Linked DNA regions of Mus musculus: region 2 is linked to region 1. A link is a loop called in an ENCODE intact Hi-C map of the cell type or tissue named here. Cell type or tissue: left cerebral cortex. All regions are shown on one strand. Region 1 holds the start of Ripply3 (ripply transcriptional repressor 3). Region 2 overlaps Hlcs (holocarboxylase synthetase (biotin- [propriony-Coenzyme A-carboxylase (ATP-hydrolysing)] ligase)).

Region 1 (2,500 bases):
CCAGCTGGATCAATTTCAGATCCTCAATACACGCAAGTGTTGCCCATTTCCTTGCCAGATATCCGCGGGGTCCCTGCACTTCAGACAGGAGTTTGCAGTAGTCGATCTCAGGTTAAGGAGCTCAGTGTCTGGGTGCACCTCCACCGGGGCCACAGGACACCCTCACCTTTCGGGCCCGCGTGGCAGCGGTAGCCTCCCGGGATCATCCCCCGGACAGTGGCAGAGGCGTCCCCGCGCCTCCCGGACTCCGGCCGCCTCCGGTCTCATGGTGCGGGTGTCGCGCGAATCTCTCAGCCCGACGGCGCCTGGTCCCCCTGGCTGAACGCGCTCACCTACCCGCTCACTCGGCGCCAGGTTTAAAAACTGGGGCGGGGCGGGGAGGGGACTCGGGGAAACTGCGCCCCGTGGGGAGGGGGAGGGCAAGGGACCTCGGGAAGGGACGGAGGAAGCAGAGGGTGGAGACCAGAAAGGCTCAAGGAAGAGAGCAGGGTCGGGACGGCGGGGAGGGGTGTGTGTCCAGAGTGGAGAAAGGACAAAAGAAAACCAGGAGGGTCACTGGCGGAGCGGGAAGCGCAGGGCGGGACAGACGGCCTACAGGGCCTCCGAGATGACGGGTGGCGGCTGCGCGTCCCGGGGAACAATTTTCCCCACTGCTGAGCAACTCCTGGGGCCGCTGCCCTCGGGGCTCTGATCCCTAAAAGCATGAAGCCCCACCCCGCACCCCAGTTCTCCCAGAGTTTCCCTTTCAGCACTGTGAGAGGTGGTGAGTGTGGGGCACAGAGTCCTCGCTACACCGAGGGTCAGGACAGCTCCACGAGTGGGTGACAGCTGGGTTTACGAAGCCAGGCGAGGGTTTAGGCGCAACCTCCGCACCGACGAAAGCCTTAAGATGGGGGAGGGGTGCTTCCTGTTAGGGGTCACCAGTCAGGACCCCGGGTACCCCTTTGCCCAATAACCTGTTCTCCAGTGCCAGGTGACTGCATGTGAACACTGTAGCTTGGTCTGTGTCATTTAAATTAAGTGACTCGGGTTTTAAAAACCGAGAGGGGTGGGGAATAAAATGTTTTCGAATGGTTTATTTAAGATCTGGGGAATATTTAACACCAATTAAGGGCAAATAGGAAAGAGGGAGTATTTACAAATTTTATTTACAGTATTAAAAGCCCTGAATATAAAGCAGGAAGCTGGGAGTGAGCAAACAATGTGAACTCACGAACACAGTTAAGGTGTCAGTGGTTTCTTGTTGTTTTAATAAAAAAACACCTAGATGTGGGTGCCTTTTAAAGAACTTTGATAACGTGTATCTGTGAGCCCAAAGAATGAAAAGGTATCTAGTGACAGCCAAGTGTTCCCAATAGTATGTAAAGGATGGGGGTATGTTATATAGCTGATAAAAACACACTCATGTTGAGCCATCACTCAGGAGGCAGAGGCAAGGGGATCTCTGTGAGTTCAAGGCCAGCCTGGTCTACAGAGTGAGTTCCAGGACAGTCTAAGGATGCACAGAGAAACCCTGTCTCAGAAACTTAAATAAATAAATAAATAAATTTGTGCAGGTCTCTTTTCTCTCCTAGTCCTGTGTCTGAAATCCAGGAACTCTACGGAGTCCTGAACACTATGGAAAATTAGATAAAAGGTTATTTTTAGATCATTTTATCTTATGTGTGTTTTACCTGCATGCAGGTCTGCCCACCATGTTACCTTTCCATCCTCTGGAACTGGAGTTACAGACGGTTGTGAGCCACCATATGGCCGTTGAGAACCAAATCTGAGTCCTCTGCAAGAGCAACAAGTGCCCTTAACCATTGAGCTGTGTCTCCAGCCCCTAGATACAAGGTTTAGAAAGAGGAGCTGCTTAGGGTAACTTTGTTTTTACATTTGTTTGTTTGTTTGTTTGCTTATGTGTATGGGCAAGACATGTGGGGGCCAGAAGACATCTTGTGGGGGGCTGCTCTTTCTGTCTCCCAGGTGGATTCTGGGATGAAGCTCAGCATTTCTTGGCTTCTTTATCTGATGAGTTATCTTACTGACCCAGCTTTAAGGATTTTTAAAATGTTTTCTAAATTTTCAACAATGAACGTATTGCTTTTTTTACTGTTGCAAAATAGAATTCAAACTTACCATTTTAATCGTTTTCAAATCTACACTTAAGTGAGTGAGATAAAGCACTCACATCCCCTTCCCATACCCACTTCATCCCAGATGCTTTTTTGTTTGTTTGTTTGTTTGTATTTTTTTGGTTTTTCGAGACAGGGTTTCTCTGTGTAGCCCCAGCTGTCCTGGAACTCACTTTGTAGACCAGGCTGGCCTCGAACTCAGAAATCTGCCTGCCTCTGCCTCCCGAGTGCTGGGATTAAAGGCATGCACCACCACCGCCTGGCTCCCCAGAAGGTTTTGATCCCACACTGAAGCTGCCCCTGCTTTGGACCTAGATTCCCCTCCCCCACCCTGGGTAACCACTACTCTAATTTCTGTATCTATAAAAGTAACTGTTGTGTTC
Region 2 (2,500 bases), 58 kb after region 1:
AGGAGGCCATGGGAGCAAGCCAGTAAGCAGCACCCCTCCATGGCCTCTGCATCAGCTCCTGCCTCCAGGTTCCTGCCCAGACTTTCTTTGATGATGAGCTGTGATACGGAAGAGTAAGCCAAATAAACCTTCTCCCCGCCCCCTTGCTTTTGGTCATGGTGTTTCACCACAGCAATAGAACCTGACTGAGACTGGATCTTTTAGGCTCTCCATGGTTTGCCTGAGATTGTGTGGTGTTAGTACTTTAGCGTCTGCTTAGTTGTCCATTTATGGATGTGCATGTGCATACTTCAGACAGTCACCTATTACAGGGTTAGTAGGATTGTGTTTGGTTTGGGGATTATGCACAGGGCTGTGGGCATTTATGCACTCTGTGTTTGCGAGTGTGTGTGTGTCTGTGTGTGTGTGTGAGAGAGAGAGAGAGAGAGAGAGAGAGAGAGAGAGAGACATACTCAGATGGAATTGCTCGGTCATGTGCTAACCCAGCGTCTAACATCTGAAGAACCCTGAGATGATTCTTGAAGATGCTGAGCTATTTGCATCTCAGCCAGCAATGCATTCAAAGTCCGATTTCTCTTTTACAGTTTTACTTCATTACACTTATTGTTTGTGTACCTGTGTGTGAGCACGCACACGCATAGACTTTGGAGCACACGTGGAGGCCAGTGGACCACACTCACAGAGTCGGTTCTCTCCCTCCAACGTGTGGGTCCTGGGGGTGGAACTTAGGCCATCGGGCTTGGTGGACTTATTTGTAGCATCTTAGTATCATGCTCATGGTTGCAACAGCTGCCACTCACTGGAGACTCTTTTGGTAAAGGCTTGTTATTTATTTATTTATACTTATTTACGTATATGTGTGTCAGACCGGAAGAGGGAGATGAGTCCTCAGAAACAGCAGGATGTGCTCATAGGGGCCGAGCATCTCTCCAGCCCCCTGTGGCATTCCAGGCTCTCTTTGATCTCATTGCCACACAGATCTGAGGTGAGGTGACAGTGATGCTGTCATCTTCCCTGCTTTACAAAGAGGGTTGTGGTGCAGATGCTTGCGCAGCGCGGGAAGTGGAGTCTGAGTCCAGACTCTGCAGCCAGGCTCCCCTGGGAATCTTCGGAGATTGTGTGTGAGACGTTTCCATACAAAACTGGAAGGCTTTTCTCTCTGCGTGTCTCTCGCCCTCTAGTGGTGGGCTTGTGAACTGTCTGTGGTGTCTTCCCGTGGTAACCGGTGCCTGTTGGAAGGTTAGGATTCTGGGAATGGAGATCTGATGTGCCATCAGGTAGATCTTTGCAGCTGGCCCCCCACTTCTTGAAAATAGCTGGGGGTCAGGTTTCCTTTTACATTATTGGATTTTCTGGACTCTCAGGAGGGTCCTGTGCCTGTCACAAAAGGAACGTTGGGTTTACCCATGTCTGAAGAATGTCCCCGGTATCTTCCTTGTCTAAAGCAGCTGAGGCTTTGCTTACCTTCATTTATTTCTAAATTACATTTACTTTTATTTTAATATTATTTTTTAAATTGAATTTTATGGGGCTGTAGAGATGGCGCAGAGGTTAAGAGCACTGACTGCTCTTCAAGAGGTCCTGAGTTCAAATCCCAGGAATCACATGGTGGCTCACAACCATCTGTAATGAGATCGGATGCCCTCTTCTGGTGTGTCTGAAGATAGCTACAGTGTACTTACATATAATAAATAAATAAATAAATAAATCTTTTTTAAAAAATTAAATTTTATGTGCACGTGGCACCAGAAGAGGGCATTCGATCCCCTGGAACTGGAATTATAGATGATTGTCAGTCACCATGTGGGTGCAGGGATTTGAACTCAGGACCTGACCTGAACTCAGGTCCCCTGGAAAAACAGCAAGTGTACTTAGCCATGGAACCATCTCTCTTGCTCTCTGTTCTGATTTTTGAGGAAGGGTCTCACTACGTGGCTTATGTTGGCTTTGAAGTTGAGAGCCTCAGGCCTTAGCCTAATTGGTGCTGCTGGTGCGAGAGGCATCCGCCCCACAGCAGGCTCACATCAAATGGCAGAGTTCTGGTTAGTGCTCTGTAACCAATCACTCTTATCAGGTCAGCATAGAATGTCTGAGCCCAAACATCCTTGCTCCCAATCAAAGGCAACGTCTCGTAACCTGCCAGATAAGTCTGTCTGTCTGTCTGTCTGTCTGTCTGACTGTCTGACTGTAATCTGGTGTTGAGGAGGCCGAGGGTGAAGTGTTGTGTCTGGTCATTCTAGATGTGAGAGGTCCCAGCTTCCCCCTCTCCCTGTCTTTCACCTTCCTCAGGTTGTAAAATGGTCTGACTGCTGTCTGCCGTTAGCCTGCCGACCCGGGGACCCCTACCAGTTAATTGCTAAGGCAAGCGTGGACAACTTCAGCAAGCTTGGGGTGGCCTTCATGGAGGACAGGCTCCAGATGGACAACGGCCTGATAGCCCAGAAGATCGTTTGTAAGTAACTTCAGAAGGCGTCTCCGTGCTCAGGGATGTCACCAGGGT

The links. Hi-C counts contacts between places; a loop is a spot of excess contacts. Peaks named below come from ENCODE experiments on the same cell type or tissue, not always from the same donor. Only the 100,000 strongest peaks of a DNase experiment are listed, where the experiment ranks them.
Region 2: it touches region 1 in a loop (2.6-fold over the local background); 20 of 42 quality-filtered maps call a loop at or near these places.

The regions. Positions count from the first base shown.
Region 1 is chr16:94,326,264-94,328,763 of GRCm38, reverse strand. It overlaps Ripply3 (ripply transcriptional repressor 3), which reads right to left and starts at 342. Exons shown (of 4, transcript NM_133229.2): 1 at 167-342. The coding sequence starts at 267. In left cerebral cortex, no CTCF peak of the experiment used is centred here; no DNase peak of the experiment used is centred here; H3K4me3 peaks cover 934 bases.
Region 2 is chr16:94,268,488-94,270,987 of GRCm38, reverse strand. Hlcs (holocarboxylase synthetase (biotin- [propriony-Coenzyme A-carboxylase (ATP-hydrolysing)] ligase)) reads left to right here. Exons shown (of 11, transcript NM_001360045.1): 3 at 2,290-2,452. Among named protein-coding and RNA genes, the nearest start is that of Hlcs, 21 kb to the left of the region's middle. In left cerebral cortex, a CTCF peak has its summit at 1,177 (motif pointing left); a DNase peak (open chromatin) is centred at 1,172.